2 separate regions of the Homo sapiens genome follow, and region 2 is linked to region 1. Evidence: chromatin loops called from intact Hi-C (ENCODE). Cell type or tissue: Calu3. All regions are shown on one strand. Each heading gives the region's core, and the rest is flanking DNA. Links, peaks and the distances in the headings are about the cores only. Region 1 has its middle 35 kb from the start of MIR1303. Region 2 has its middle 27 kb from the start of MIR1303.

What was found. Peaks named below come from ENCODE experiments on the same cell type or tissue, not always from the same donor. Only the 100,000 strongest peaks of a DNase experiment are listed, where the experiment ranks them.
Region 2: it touches region 1 in a loop (4-fold over the local background); 5 of 110 quality-filtered maps call a loop at or near these places.

What each region holds. Positions count from the first base shown.
Region 1 is chr5:154,646,409-154,654,738 of GRCh38, forward strand. No RefSeq gene overlaps it. Among named protein-coding and RNA genes, the nearest start is that of MIR1303, 35 kb to the right of the region's middle. RefSeq lists enhancers at 797-1,459, 1,121-1,230, 7,061-7,355, a silencer at 7,061-7,355 and a cis regulatory region at 7,217-8,013. In Calu3, for the core only: a CTCF peak has its summit at 3,965 (motif pointing right); DNase peaks (open chromatin) are centred at 1,123, 3,963 and 6,763.
Region 2 is chr5:154,708,999-154,717,328 of GRCh38, forward strand. It overlaps a transcript of LARP1 not described here. Among named protein-coding and RNA genes, the nearest start is that of MIR1303, 27 kb to the left of the region's middle. RefSeq lists enhancers at 3,390-3,936, 6,588-6,757 and a cis regulatory region at 6,673. In Calu3, for the core only: no CTCF peak of the experiment used is centred there; DNase peaks (open chromatin) are centred at 3,753, 4,833 and 5,723.

The DNA.
Region 1 (8,330 bases), core at 133-8,132:
TTTTGTATTTTTAGTAGAAACGGGGTTTCACCATGTTGGTCAGGCTGGTCTCAAACTCCCGATCTTAGATGATCTACCTGCCTGAGCCTGCCAAAGTGCTGGGATTACAGGTGTAAGCCACCACACCCGGCGGGAATAACAATTTTTAATTGTGGCCTTTCCTCCTTCCAACGTGACACCAAATACCAACTGTGTGGTTTGGACACCTTGCTCAATCTTTTGGTTCCTGGGTTTTTTTGTTTTTTGTTTGTTTGTTTTGTAAACAGGGATGAAGGTAGCTTCCGCCTCAGGATTTTGCATGTGGGTTATTTGAGAGTAGGATACTCCTAGATACAGTCAATACTGAACAAATTTGGTCATTTCGTACTCGTGATGTCCTTGGTCAAGGGCTCTCCTCTGGGCCGGTGGTGGTTGCAGAGAGAAGCCCCCGCCGCCGTCGCTCCTCGGGAAAGGAAGTCGCGGGTGAACAACCGAATATGCGATGAAAAGGGCAAAGTAAGAAAGCGCACAGCGGCCCCCGCCCCGTGGAGCGCTCCTTTGGTCCCAGGCGGGAGGCTTGCTGGAGCCCAGGAGCTGGAGGCTGCAGTGAGCCGTGTTCGCCCCACTGCACTCCAACCTGGGCGGCAGAAGAGCGAGACCTCGTCTCTAAAAAAACTCAAGAAACTAAAAAAAGAAAGCACATCTCTTCCAGCAGAAGGCTCCCGGAGGCCCGGGCTGAGGAGGAACTGGGAGAATGGGGCAGCAAAGAGAAAGGGAGAGCAGCTTTGCCTCTGAGGCGGCCTTGGCCATTTGCTGTAGGGCCTCGCTGCCTTCGCACTGGGGCCACCTGGGTGAAGTTTACCCTGGCTCCCGCCTGCTGCACCGTCACCTCCGGCCCCTCATTACGGAAATGAAGACCACTAAGGAGCATGAGCGTCGTAACCGCCCGCCTGGGGTTGACTTCTCTTGGGGTGATCAGCCACGTGACCCTAGCCACCCGCCTCCTTTACACTACGCCCCAGGATCCCCGGCGGCAGAGATAAAGAGCTGGACTTTAGACTCAGACGACCGCGCTCTTAAACCTTAGATGACCTCATCCCAGCCAGGTGATCTCGCAAGCTCCCGACGCTGTGCTCAGCTCCTGTCTCCTGCGCTTGGGTAAGCGCTTCTTAGCCCGGCCCCGCCAGGGTTACGCGGAGGATTGAATGGCACTCTTCCCACACTGTGCCTGGCGCGTCCAGGCTCGGTCACTTAAGGCTGCTTTCCTGAACCACCGCAGGTCCCTTTTCCCACAGCCGCTCGAGTCCCCGTCAGCAGCTTGCTTGCCCTCTCAGGACTTGTTTGCAGGGTGCTAAAATGGCACTGGGGCTGTGGTGGCTGGCAAAGCACCCTGCAAATATTAATCCCCTTTCCATCCCTAAAACTTTGAGACCCGCCATTTAGCCTTACGGGGCCCGGTTTCCTCCTCTAGAAGCTGAAGATAAGTGAGACACTTCCACATGAGGTTGTACATTTACTATTCATTCAGCCAGCCGTTTTTTTTTTTTGAAGTGCTGGGCACAGTGTGGTCTCAGGCAGGCCCTACCCATGTCCTCCTCTCTCTTTCCCCTGGCGGGTGTGCAGGCCCCTGGAGGTTCCCAGGGCTAGTCTAGGCACCAGAATGCTGCTCGGTGAGAAATCTCAGAGCAATGTGGAAGCTTCTAATAGAGCTGTATTTACTCAACCACAAGGGACTAGCCTTTATTCTGAAATTTCCTGTTTGTATCTAGTTGTTAAAATGTCCATTTCTTTTATGAAATGATGGTAACCAGGGCTGGGAGTTTTCTTTTTTCTTATTTATTTATTTTGAATTGAGACGAGGTTTCTCTATATTGCCCAGACTGGTCTCGAACTCCTGGGCTCAAGCAATCCCCCAGCCTCAGCCTCCCAAAGTGCTGGGATTACAGCCCTGGGCCACTGTGCCTGGCCGGGAGTTGATTTTCTAAATGTTCTTGGGTTACCGGGTGCAGTGGATCAGCCTGGCTCAGTGGCTCACGCCCCAGGTAATCCTAGCACTTTGGGAGGCGGGCGGATCACCTGCGGCCAGGAGACCAGACTGGCCAACATAGTGAAACCCCGTCTCTATTAAAAAATACAAAAATTAGGCGGGCGGGCCGGTGCTCACCTGTAGCCCCAGCTACTCGGGAACCCGAGGCAGGAGAATTGCTTGAACCCGGGAGACAGAGGTTGCAGTGAGCCGAGATGAGATCGCACCACTGCACTCAAGGCTGGGTTACGGAGTTTGACTCTGTTTCAAAAAAAAAAAATAAATAGATAAGTAAATAAATGTTATTTAGCAAAATTAAAAGTTGACAGGCAACTCCAGTGTGACAGGAAGGCTCTAGAATGGCCTTCCGCAGTCCCCTCCTCCTGATATTCAAGCCTTTGTATGATCCCCTCCCCTCCAGAGTGGCTGGGGCTGGTGACTTGCTTCTAAGAAACAGAATGTCGCAATAATGACTTCTGTGATTAGATTAGCAATGACTGTGACTTCCATCTTGCCAGCTGACTTTTGCTCTTCTTGGCTTGCACACTTTGATGAAACAAACTGCCACACTGAAAAAGCAGCCAGGCTGGGCGCGGTGGCCCACGCCTGTAATCTCAGCACTTTGGGAGGCCGAAGCGGGCGGATCATGAGGTCAGGGGTTCGAGACCAGCCTGGCCAACATAGTGAAACCCCATCTCTACTGAAAATACAAAAATTACCCGGGCATGGTGCCTGGCACCTGTAATCCCAGCTATTCGGGAGGCTGAGGCAGGAGAATCGCTTGAACCCAGGTGGCAGAGGTTGCAGTGAGCTGAGATCGAGCCATTGCACTCCAGCCTGGGCAACAGAGCAAAACTCCGTCTCAAAAAAAAAAAAAAAAAAGGTCAGCCAATGATGTAGTAAGGAGCTGGTGGTCTCTGACCAACAGCTAGGGGTACTGAGGGCCTCAATCCAACAGCCCTGGAGGAACTGAGTCCTGCCAACAGCCAGGTAAGCTGGAAGCAGGTGGTTCCCCAGTTGAACCTTAAGGCTACTTAAGGAACCTTAAGGCGCAGCATGTAAAATTTCAGGAGGCACTCACATGTAACAAGTGTGCCCTGACCCCACCCTGTGTGGCCAACACCCTGAATAGCACCTGTGAGATACCTGCAGTGGAGGAGCCAGTGAATCTGTGCCCACTGGGTTTTAGGGTAATTCATTATGCAGCAATAGATAACCAATACATCTGGGTATTTTTAAATGCTCTTGGTCTGTGGAATCCAAAAACCAACTCCTTTTCAGGAGGTCATGTGAGATGGTATCTTAAGGGTGATGAGGCAGCCCCAGGACAGACCTAGATTCCTTTTTGTTTGTTTGTTTTGAGATGAGATCTTGCTCTGCGCCTAGGTTGAAGTGCAGTGACAAAATCTCGGCTTAGAGCAGCCTCAACCTCCTGGGCTCGAGCGGTCCTCCCACCTCAGCCTCCCAAGTAGCTGGGACTACAGATGTGCACCACCACACACGGCTATTTTTTTCTTTTTTGTATTTTTTTCTTTTTTCTTTTTCTCTGGCTGTGTTGCCCAGACCTAGATTCTAATCTCAGACCCTCCTCTAGTTAGCTCAGTAGCCTTAGGCAAGTTACTTTGATTTCTCTGAGCCTCAAATTTCTCACACAGAAAAATGGGTATAATACTGATTTCCTAAATTAAATTATGCATGTGTAAACACCAATAATTACCATTTCTAGAGCATTCTTTTGTGTTACAGCCAATGTTAAATGCTTTACATGCATTATTGCATTTTATCCTCACAAACTTATGGGGTCAGTTCATTTATTACCCCCATTCTTCAGATAAGAAAACTGAGAAGGTACAGGCGTGGTGTGTGCCGGATACATTGTAGGCCTTGAATAAATTGTGTCATAAATAAAGAAAAAAAAGCAAGCCTTCCAATATGCGCTTTCCTACCTGTTACCACTAGGTGGCAGCAAAGACAGGCAGACGAGCCAGCCTTTGCGCTTAGCTGAAAATGTATTCCTAAAAATTAATTTGCTTATTTAGATGAAATTGTATTCCTGCATTATTTTTTATTTTTACTTTTTATTTTTGAGACGAAATTTCACTCTTGTTGCCCAGGCTGGAGTGCAATGGCGCCATCTCGTCTCACCACAACTTAACGCCCCCCGGGTTCAAGCGATTCTCCTGCCTCAGCCTCCCGAAAAGCTGGGATTACAGGCATGCGCCACCAAGCCCGGCTAATTTTTTTTTTTTTTTTTTTTTTTGTAGTTTTAGTGGAGACAGTGTTCCTCCATGTTGGCCAGGTTGGTCTTGAACTCAAACCTCCGACCTCAGGTGATCCGCCTGCCTCGGCCTCCCAAAGTGCTGGGATTACAGGCGTGAGCCACCACACCCGGCCTCCTGCGTTCTTTTACTAAGTATTTATGTGCCAAGTGATTTACAAGAACTAGTTATATTCTCGTCACAACCATATGTGAGATTTGCTATTACCAGTTTACAAAGGCGGAGACTGGGGCTGAGAGGTATGACTTCCTAAGGGCCACACAGCTAGAAAATGACATGAATTAAGTTAAACGTGTGGTATGAATACTTCTAAAAGTTTTCTATGCCAATATACCTGAGTTGCTGTATAGATATTTTTAGAGAAAAGGGGAGTAATGGGAGTAATTTTGTTTGTGTGTGTTTTTAGAATTCTGATCATACATATTATTCTTTTTTTTTTTTTTTTTTTTTTTTTTGAGACAGAGTCTCACTCTGTTGCCCAGGCTGGAGTGCAATGGCGCCATCTCTGCAACCTCCATCTCCCAGGTTCAAGCGGCGATTCTCGCGCCTCAGCCTCCCGAGTAGCTGGAATTACAGGCGAGCTACCACACCCAGCTAATTTTTGTATTTTTTCGTAGAGACGGGGCTTCACCATGTTGGCCAGGCTGGTCTCAAACTCCTGACCTCAAGTGATCCACCTGCCTCGGCCTCCCGAAGTGCTGGGATTACAGGCGTGAGCCACCGCGCCTGGCCCATTTTATTCTTTAATTTTCTTCTTTCACCTGCCAGTGAATCTTAGAAACATTTCCAAGGAATCCATTCTTTTTGGCATCTGTACAGTATTCTATAGTGTGGGTGGATCACAAAATGTCTAGGTAATAAACCCTCTGTGGCTAGTCATCTGAATTACTTCTAATTTTTTGCTTTTACCAAAAAACAAAGAAAAATGTTCCAGAAATATCCACAAACAGATGTCACTGTGATGGTGTTTCTGTCAGTAGACTCCCAGGCGTGTGACCCCTGGGTTGTGGGGTGTGTGTAGCTGGGGTTGGTAAAGATGCTGGTCACTCACAGGTGGGTTGTGCCCATTTTCATCCCACCCATGGTGCCGGACAGAGCCTGTTTCCTCATGGCTTGGCCAACCCTGGAGGTTATCAATGTTTATTATTTTTTTTTTTTTGCTAATTTATTAATAATATGAAAAAAGTTTTAGTAAACAATTTAGTAATAGACTAAGCTACCTTAAAACAAAATGAGCTTCACTCTTCCTTGCAGGTGATCAGTCATGAGTTTGCATGGGGCCGGGCACGGTGGCTCACACCTGTAATCCCAGAACTCTCGGAGGCCAAGGCAGGCAGATCACAAGGTCAGGAGTTCGAGACCAGCCTGGCCAGCATGGTGAAACCCCATCTCTACTAAAAATACAAAAAATTAGCTGGGCATGGTGGCACGTGCCTATAGTTCCAGCTACTTAGGAGGCTGAGGTAGGAGAATTGCTTGAACCCAGCAGGGAGAGGTTGCAGTGAGCTGAGATCGTGCCATTGCACTGCAGCCTGGGTGACAGGACAAGACTCCATCTCAAAAAGAAAAGTCCAGGTGAGGTGGCTCACGCCTATAATCCCAGCACTTTGGGAGGCCAAGGCAGGAGGATCACGAGGTCAGGAGTTTGAGACTAGCCTGACCAACATGGTGAAACCCTGTCTCTACTAAAAATATGAAAATTAGCCAGGCATGGTGGCACGTACCTGTAATCCCAGTTACCCAGGAGGCTGAGGCAGGAGAATCACTTGAGCCCGGGAGGTGGAGATTGCAAGTGAGCCGAGATCATGCCATCGCACTCCAGCCTGGGCAACAGAGTGAGACTCTGTCTCCAAAAAAAAAAAAAAAAAAAAAAAGAGTTTGCATGGCCAGGCTGGGTGCCATGGCTCATGCCTGTAATCCCAGCACTCTGGGAGGCCGAGGCGGGTAGATAACCTGAAGTCAGGAGTTCAAGACCAGCCTGGGCAACATGCTGAAACCCCCTCTCTACTAAAAATACAAAAATTAGCTGGACATGGTGGCACACACCTGCAATCCCAGCTACTCGGGAGGCTGAGGCAAGAGAATCGCTTGAACCCAGGAGGTGGAGGTTGCAGTGAGCTGAGATCTGGCCACTTTACTCCAGCCTGGGTAACAAAATGTTACTCCATCTCAGGAAAAAAAAAAAAAAAAAAAAAAAAAAAGAGTCTGCATGGCCAAGACAGTCTCTAGGGGGAGAGAGGAGTGAAGAAAATGTCTCAGGTCCTTTCCCGGCAGAGATCCCAGCTGAGTGTACCCCCCTCTGTCTGTGCCTGGGGCACACACACATTGCCACTTTTAAGGTTTTACTGTGCAAGCCCCATCATCACAATCTGACTAGAAGCCCCCTAAGTTACTACTGTGCTTTCACTGACATGAGAATTGTGCATGATTCATCCTGTAGGGCAGCGTGGATGGGGAAGGACTGGCCCACTGCCAGGGGGTGGGGAGGGTCACTTCTACTCCCCTGACACCATGCCACACCTTAGCTCATTGATTCCTCACTGTCCCTATCAGGTAAGAGCTATGATTTTCCCCATTTTACAGATGAGGAAACTGAGGCTTAGGGACGTGGAAGCACCCATTGGCATAAAAAGCATGGCATAGTGGGCAGTGCAGACCCAGGATAAGGTCAGAAAAACCAAACTAACTGGCATGGGGGGGTTGGAGGCACTCCTAGACCCACAAGGGATGCAGAAGCACCCCAGGCAGGGCCCAGAGGCGCCAGGTAGGACCCACAGCAGTGAGGCTGGCAAGGGTTTTCCCAGAGAGGGCAACCTGGGTGTTCTTGCCCCACCTCTCCTGGGGCTGCCGGTCCTGCCCCCAGGAACATGTTATCTGTGTCCTGGGGACAAAGCTGCAGATTCTCACCAGCTGAGGCCTTCCTGGCAGGTGGCGTCCAACCTTTGGACATGTAAACAGCCTTGGCCTGACCAGGGGTGGCCCAGCTTGGCCTTGGGGCCTGCAGACCTGTGCATGCCCAGGCAGGTGTGTGTGAATATGTTTAGGGCCATAAGGGTGTGTTTGGGTCTCCACACATCCACTTGGGATTGGATCTGGGGGCCAAGGACATCTCATTCATCTTGCTACCTCCCCATACCCTGGGGAATCCCCAGGTTACTTCCTAAAAGAGGACCAGGCTGGAACCAAGAAATCCCAGAAGAACCTGAGGACCAGAGAGGGGCTGACATGTGCCTAGGACCACACAGCAGACAGAGCCAGGTCCATAAATCGCTCTGCTGCAGACCCTGACCCTGCTGGTCCTACTGCCTCCCACCCACCACCTGCAGCTCCTCTTATCTCTGGGGCCCTGGAGCCTGCTGATTCCTGGGACAGGGCCCACCCTCCCTGGGGGGACCAGATGGACGGGACTGCAGGGCCTGCTCAGGCCTGATAAGGGACTTGGCTCAGGCCTTTATCAGTGGGACTTGGGGCTCCCGACAGGCATGTGTCCCCGTTTGGGAGAGGAAGCTGTGAAGAGAGGGTGCCCAGCCCCTGAGCAAAAGAGATAAAGGACAGAGACTTTTTAAAATACTTTTCTTTTTGTTTTTTAATCTGTATTGCTTTCTCTGATTACAAAGGCAATTCAGGCATGTTACAATTAATTAGAACATAACAAAAATAGACAGTATGGAAAGTGAAAGTGCCTGTAAATCTGCCTTCAGACATAATCCCCAGGCCTGGTTTGGGGTCATTTCTCCAGATTTCTTTCTACACATAAACATGGTCAATTAATTAATGAATTGGAATCATATAGAGCACAGTGTGGTGGCTCCTAGTGTGTCCCAGGTCCCAGTCATGTGGCTCCTCAGCTTCAAACCCAGACACATTACTTAATCTCTCTGAGCCTCAGTTTTCTCGTCTATAAAACCTCGCACGGATATTGTCGAGAGTAAAGAAAATTACACATGCCGGGCACTTCATGGACCTACACCCAGCTCAGTGAGCTCTTGATAAATGGCAACGTCACCAGTGTCATCACACAACCTGCCTTTATTTTTCACTTAACA
Region 2 (8,330 bases), core at 254-8,253, 63 kb after region 1:
GTCAACCTGGATTGCGTACCACGGTGACTCATTAATCCTCTGTAACAATTGTGTCTCAATATCCTCTGCCAGTTCATCAATTTGTCCAGTTGTGGTGCTAGCCAAAAGAGGAACACGTGTCACCTTTTGAACTGCAGCCTCTCCCAAAAGTTCATGACAAATGTCCTTAGCAGCAGGCAGAATCAACTCTTCACCAATAGTAAAGGCTTCTTAGCTTTAGCAATGCAGTTAGCCACTAAGAATGATGCTCTCAGTGCAGACACATTTGATGAAGTGGTGGCCTTCAATAATTGCTTCTGCTCTTCATGTTCACATTCTTTTCTTTTGAAAACTCCAAAAGCTTGTCTTTTGATGCAGGGTGCTTGGCCTCCATGTGGTGAAGCAGTTTTGAAGGTTTCATGGCTTCATTGGATAGCCAGTCGCCACATATTATACAAAGCAGGCTTGGAGAATGTGAATCACGTGTTGCAATGAACCCATAATTTAAGTAGGACTCTTGGTATTTTCTTTTAAGTGCAGCTTTCTTTTTGTGGCAGTCTGAGTCTTCTGCTCTGTCATCATTGGTTCTTTCCGGCTTTTCAAAGAAGCTCTCCAGTGAGATTTTTTTTTTTTTTTTTTTTTTTTTTTACTCATTTTGGCTAGAGTTAGCTTGTGGGCTCACCAAAACTGTGACCAAGGCGAGTGTGCAGTGTGGGAAAGAGGCGCAGATGGAAGCAGTAAATAAAATAATGAGCGGGCCACGTATGGACTAAAATAAGTGTCAGATGCTGACCTAAAGCCTGCCACCAGATGCAGCTTAATTGTCACTTGCTACTCACTGATAGGGTTTTGATATGAGTCTGCAAGCAACTGATTTATTATGGTCTCTGTGCAATCAAACCTCTCTGCTAATGTTAATCTGTATTTGCAGCCGCTCCCCAGTGCTAGCATCGTCACCTCAATTCTACCCCAGATCATCAGGCATTAGGTTCTCATAAGGAGTGCACAACCTAGATCCCTGCCATATGCAGTTCACAATAGGGTTCAGGCTTCTATGAGAATCTAATGCTGCCGTTGATCTGACAGGAGGTGGAGCTCAGGGGGTAATGCAAGTGATGGGGAGCCGCTGTAAATACAGACAAGGCTTTGGTGGCTGCCCGCCGCTCACCTCCTGCTGTGGGGCCCAGTTTCTAACAGGCCACAGACTGGTACCAGTCCATGGCCTGCGAGTTGGGGACCTCTGCACTAAAGGATTGGTCATTGTTTCTAGACCTGAAAACAGTAAACAGAGCTAGGGAATTCACTTAGTTTATTTGTTTTCAGATCGGCTAAATAAAAAATTCATACTGAGAGGCCAGGCACAGTGGCTTATGCCTGTAATCCCAGTACTTTGGAAGGCCGAGGTGGGAGGATTGATTAAGCCCAGGAGTTGAAAACCAGCTTGGTCAATATAGTGAGACCCTATCTGTTAAAAAAAAAATTTAGGCCAGACACGGTGGCTCACACCTGTAATCCCAGCACTTTGGGAGGCCAATGTGGGCAGATCATGAGGTCAGGAGTTCGAGACCAGCCTGACCGACATGGTGAAACCCTGTCTCTACTAAAAATTCAAAAAATTAGCCGGGCATGGTGGCGTGCACCTATAATCCCAGCTACTCAGGAGGCTGAGGCAGGAGAATCGCTTGAACTCAGGAGGTGGAAGTTGCAGTGAGCCAAGATCGCGGCACAGCACTCCAGCCTGGGCGACAGAGTGAGACTCCATCTCAAAAAAAAAAAAAAAAAAAAAATCATACTGAAACCTCTAATACAAACACAGGATTATGCATTTTTTACTTAACCCCTTTCGTCTTTCACTTGTATTTTTCTCCCACACCAAAAGTCCTGGTTCTCAGCAATACCAACAAACTCACTTGCTTTATTACATACTGTATATCCAACAGTCTCAGAATAATACCAAAGCTACTACTAACAATGTGAGACTGAAAACAGGCAGCCCTTTTTAAAAATCAGAGTAAAAAATTCTGAAAATGAAAGTGGAAAGGAACCCCACAGGAAGGGTCTGTGCTGACCCCATGTGACAGTGTGGCCGTTTGCATTACTGCTGGAATTTTGAAGACTACTACATATTCCGTCAGTGTCAGGATTTTGTTCTTCAGTGTGGTACTTTTTTTTTTTTTTTTTTAAGATGGAGTCTCACTCTGTCGCCTGGGTTGGAGTGCAGTGGTGTGATCTTGGCTCACTGCAACCTCCAGCTCCCGGGTTCAAGCGATTCTCCTGCCTCAGCCTCCTGAGTAGCTGGGATTACAGGCATGCGCCACCACACCTGGCTTATTTTTGTATTTTTAGTAGAGACGGGGTTTCACTATGTTGGTCAGGCTGTTCTTGAACTCCTGACCTCGTGATCCGCCCACCTCAGCCTCCCAAAGTGTTGGGATTACAGGCGTGAGCCACCGCACCCGGTAGTGTGGTACACTCTTAAAATCATAGTTCCTGCTGTCTGGGAGTTTACATATGTCTACAGAGTGGAAGAAGCATGAGATTATAGCAGTGTAGGCTACCAGAATGATTGTTGGGTTGGTAACCCAAGTATGCTGGTCACCCCAAAGCTTCAGTTTCCTTGTCTTCTACATGAGGATAAAGAAAGGAAGGAGGAATTTACAAGAGGGAATCTTGGGCAAGTTGAATCATCTTTCTGAATTCTTGAATTACCTTCCAGGAATAAATAAGGAATAGATAAAATTCCTTATCTATTAAGAGGGGGTACAGGGATTGGACTATATTGTAGTGACAGCAGCTTTCTTTCTGTTCTCCAAACGTACCTGCTTCGGGGACCTTATACTTGGGGTTGGTTCTCTGTGCATTGAACACTCTTGCTCCAGCTCTTCCAATGTCTCGTTCCTTGTCATCATTCATGTCTCAGCTTTAATATCACCTCCCTAGGGAGGGCCTCCTGACCACATCATTGAAAATATCCATCCTCCATTACTTTATCATATCAACCTATTTCATTTTTGTGGAACTATTACTTATCTAATTGGCTTGTTTATATCTAGATCCCCTCTCTCCAGAATGTAAACTCAATAAAAGTAAGGTTCTTGACTTTCTTGTTCATTGATATGTCCCTAGGAACTAAAACAGAGCCTGACACATAATAGCTGCTGAATAATAATGCCTTTTGAATAATGAATGCCTGATAAATGACTGGATGAGCTATATAATCTCCAAAGTCTCTTTCAGCTTTAAACCCAAGATTATATACTCATTATAGTGAGTAGAGGATCACTAGCATGACTATACCATGCTACAGATGTGGAAACTGAGGCAGTGAGTGACTTGCCAAAGGCTTTGCAAACAGGAAAGTGGTGTGGTCCAACAGAACCGTATGGGAAGTCAAAAGCAGGAGACTCGGGTTTGGATCCTCACACCATCCCTCTCTGTCGACCTTCCTTGCAAGGGCTGTGTGAACTGGACAAGCCACTTCACCCCTCCAAGGACTCAGTTGTTCCACTGAAAAGAGAAGATGTACTAATAACTCTGCCCCAGGGTCACTGTGAGATCATGTAGTCTGAACCGCACTAAGCACTTTGCAGAGTGTTTTGCTCTTCCTTTAGCCCCAGCTTGTTTTCCAGGGTGGAGAGTGGAGGTGAGGAAGGAAGCCCAGGACCAGGGCTGTGGAGGAGGGGAGACTCAGCGGGTTGCCACCATTTGTTTACTCACCTGAGTCTCTCTGCCTCTAGCCTAGCTGTGCTCCCCGCTAAGGTAAAGAGGTGGGGTAGCCTTGCTCGGCCAATGAGCTGCCGTCGCTCTCTTAAAGGCACCCAGCGTCTGGAAGGAAAACTAGCCTGGCAACCTGGAGAGCTCCCGGGCCAGAGCCAGGAGGCAGCTGTGCGATCTGGATGTACCTAAACCCTCCAGGGCCACATAGTGACCCCAGGCCCTGGTCACTCCATGCTTTGGAGGGTGCTTTTGTCAAAGAGGCCTCCTTTCCCTCACCCAGAGCTGGATTTCCAAGAGGCTCCCATACCTAGCTGCCCTGGCAGACTCCCAGGGAGGAAAAACAGCGTGGCCTTGGCAGCTGCCCCGAGGAAGGAGCCCACAGGTGACAGGGAGAAGCCATTGCCATTCCCTGTCCTGGCCCCCTTCAGCAACCCTGGTGAGTCCTAGCACTCTGCGTTTCTTGAACCTCAGGACAGCAGGGTGTGGTAGGAAGATCCTTCTCCCTAGGGGCAGAAACCTTGGGTGCTGGTTCCAGCCCTGCTGTGTGACCCTGAGCGAGTCACTCCAGCTCTCTGAACCTCACATTCCCCATCTGGGAAAATGAGGAGCTCAAATTCCACTCTCAGCTTTCCTCTTCTATTGTTTTCCCTTGTCACACCCCTTGTTCTGAAAGATTTAAGTCTGTCAGCTGCACCTGTTACATAATAATTTGTTAATTGGTTTTCCTCTTCTATGTGAATTGTGGCCCTGTAATAGCCAATCAGTGTTTTTTGGTTAGCAGACACAAACCACTAAATTGATGCAGGTTTAGCCAAAAGCAGTGTAGTATTTTATTCTGTCTGTGAGATCTTATCTAGAGTCGATATTTGATTTTCATTTGACCTTTTGAAATATGAGAAATAGAGCATTTGTGAGTAATTTCCAGGGAATGGGGTCCCCAGGTGGGGAACTCCTAGATCTAGTTTGCATGGGGTTTATAAGGACACCAGCAAAATCCTGCCTTCACGCCCAAGCTGAGCTTTGGTCTCTGCAGTGCTGCCTCACACACAGGGTTCATTCTTGAAAGTGAAAGCTTTGGACTTAAAAATTTCCTATGTGGAGAGACTGCTCCCAGGAGTCCCCACAGTGAGTTTACCCCACCTCTAGCTGGCTGAGGCTAGGGAAGCCTGGTTGGGGGAGCTGAGGTCTCCCTCAGCCCTCTGTTAGGGTGTGGCCAGGAGAGTGATGGGAACAGGTAGGTATGAACACAGGGCCTGGAGGCCAGGAATATATGGTAGATACCGCTTGTGCTGAAAATCAGGAGCTAGGCCTGCAGTTCTGGTTCTGCACTGACTAGCTCTGTGACCTCAGGCAAATTGTTTACCTCTTTGAACTCAGTTTTCCCAGCTGCAAAATGGGGATTGTAATCTGGGCAATGCTTGCCTACCAGGATTGTTCTTATGACCAAACAAAGTCTGTTCCATGGAAGCTTAGATTCCACAGATTTTAAGATAAATTCAGATTTAAAAATACATTTTGGGATTGATGAGGTAAGGTAATGAATGTTTTGTAAAATGCGGCCTCTGTAGTAATTATTTTCTCCAATCACTGTGTGATAATAATTAATGTGATAAAAGAATTACTGATTATGATGGAATCGTGGCTGCTTGTTTAAATCCTTTTACTTTAAAAAAATACCATTTACTGGGACTTTTTGAAATGTACAATCATATAAACAAAAAGAAAGGGGAAATAGCTCACTGAGTCATGGTATTTTCTAACGACTCGTGGGATGGGAACCCAGTCCTGGAATGTGGCCCCATTGGAAGCAGCAGGATAATACAATGGTTAGAACAGGCATGTTGGAGTAGAGGATCTTGGGCTCAAATATATACTGTAAGACCTACTGATGACCCTGGGTGTAAGTCACTTTTCTTTTCAAAGCCCCTTCTGTGCAGTCACTTGAGCTTCAGCCACCCTGTTCTCTCCTTTCCTGCAGCTCCCTGCTGAGTAAATAAATCTCAGAGAATGTTGGTTTCAAGGGTTGTGGCAGCACCCTCTCTCGGGGTAGAGCCTATGGTAGAAGGAGTGGAGTGAAAGTGAAAGCCAAAACAGTTTCTAGGAATAGGGAACTCAGGCAGGTATTTGAGTAACAATGTGTGTGAGCGTTGTGTGCGTATACGCATGTGTGCATGTGCACAGGAGCTAATGAAATTAAAAATGAAGCCGGGTGCGGTGGCTCACGCCTATAATCCTAGCACTTTGGGAGGCTGAGGCAGGCAAATCATGAGGTCAGGAGTTTGAGACCAGCTTGGCCAACATGGTGAAACTCCGTCTCTACTAAAAATACAAAAAAATTAGCTGGGCGGAGTGGTGGGCACCTGTAATCCCAGCTACTCAGGAGGCTGAGGCAGGAGAATCGCTTGAACCCGGGAGGCAGAGGTTGCAGTGAGCCGAGATCACGACACTGCACTCCAGCCTGGGCGACAGAGCGAGACTCTGTCTCAAAAAAAAGAAGAAATTAAAGTTGAAGATTTTAAGGCCCCTGAAGGGTCATGTTAGCCAGTCCCCTGCTCTGGGGCAAGCCTCTCTTTTTTTTTTTTTTTTTTTTTGAGTCAGTTTCACTTATTGCCCAGGCTGGAGTGCAATGGCTTGATCTCGGCTCACCGCAACCTCCGCCTCCCGGGTTCAAGCGATTCTCCTGCCTCAGCCTCCTGAGTAGCTGGGATTACAGGCATGTGCCACCACGCTCAGCTCATTTTGTATTTTTAGTAGGTCAGGCTGCTCTTGAACTCCCGACCTCAGGTGATCTGCCCGCCTCGGCTTCTCAAAGTGCTGGGATTACAGGCATGAGCCACCGTGCCCGACCAAGCCTGTCTTTTAACCAACACTGAAACGTTGCTGCTGAACACCAGGGAAGACTCCTAAACGTTTTCCTTGGTAACCAGCCTTGGCATCTCAAAATCCTCCCAAGAGTGAATGCGGGGTGTGTGCGAATATTTTTTGAGTGCCTTGGGTATCTGAGTTAGAGTTCCAGGGACACCGAATGACCAAACCTTGGGGAAAAAATAGATTTGAAGTGAATGGACTAGGGAGCAGAAGGGATTGGGAATTCCTCCAATTAGGAACTTTAGTGGAGTAGCTATAGTTATTGCGTACCTACGATGAGCTAACAATTTTACTAGATGTTTTGAAGTCATTACCTTATTTATCCTCACAGTAGCCCATTTTACTATTCCCATTTTACAGGAGAGAGTATTGAAGCTCAGGGAGGCTACAAATCTTAAATAAAATTACTCAGACAAGCAGTGGCAGAACTCCGAATCAGGTCTTTATATGTCTAAATCTGGAGCCTGGGGCCCTTACCCCTTCCACCAGAAGTTACAAATCAGGCTAGACTGCAGTTCTCGGTTGTGTTTTGTTTGGCCTACACAGTGGTGTTTTACTATTTTTTGTTTCTTTTTGAGATGGAGTCTTGCTCTGTTGCCCAGGTTGAAGTGGAATGGTGCAATCTCAGCCCCCTGCACCCTCTGCCTCCCGGGCTCAAGCGATTCTTGTGCCTTAACATCTGTAGCAGCTGGGATTACAGGCGCCCGCCACCACGCCCAGCTATTTTTTTGTATTTTTAGTAGAGATGGGGTTTTGCCGTGTTGGCCAGGCTGGTCTCGAATTCCTGACCTCAGGTGATCTGCCCGCCTCAGCCTCCCAAAGTGCTAGGATTACAGGCATAAGCCACCATGCCCAGCCTTTTACTGTTTAAAAAGTTAGATGCCAACATTTTATTTTGTTTTGAGACAGAGAGTATCACTCTGTCACCCAGGCTGGAGTGCAGTGGAGCCATCTCGGCTCACTGCAACCTCCACATCCAGGGTTCAAGCGATCCTCCTGCCTCAGCCTCCCAAGTAACTGGGATTACAAGCATGCACCACCACACCTGGCTAATTTTTGTATTTTTAGTAGAGATGGGGTTTCACCATGTTGCCCAGGCTGGTCTCCAACTTTTGACCTCAAGTGATCCACCTGCCTTGGCCTCCCAAAGTGTTGGGATTACAGGTGTGAGCCACTGCACCCAGCTGATGGCAACATTTTAAAATGAGATCATTTGGCCAGGCACAGCAGCTCACACCTGTAATCCCAGCACTTTGCGGGGCTAAGGCAGGCAACTTGCTTGAATCCAGGAGTTTGAGACTGACCTGGGCGACATGGCAAACTCCGATCTCTACAAAAAATTCAAAAATTAGCCGGGCGTCATTGAGTGCATCTGTTGTCCCAGCTACTCAGGAGCTGAGGCAGGAGGATTTCCTTGAGCCAGGGAGGTAGAGGTTGCAGATAGCCAAGATCAAGCTGCTGTACTCCAGCCTGGGTAAGAGAATGAGACCCTGTCTCCAAAAAAAAAAAAAGAAAAAGAAAAAAAAGGAGAGAGAGAGAGACAGACTATTTAATATAAAAATCTAGAGTCTAACATGTCTTTAAAAACCAGAAGAAAGATCTGGCACTATATGTCCACATTCTCATATGCCAACAACCAACTTGAGCTGCTGCTTTTAAACAGGGCTTGTGACATCTAGTTTGCTACAGTCCCTACCATTCCCTACTATTCTACCCAGCCTACTTTCTCATTTGTGATGCCAGCCTGGCCCCACAAGCCTGTGGTT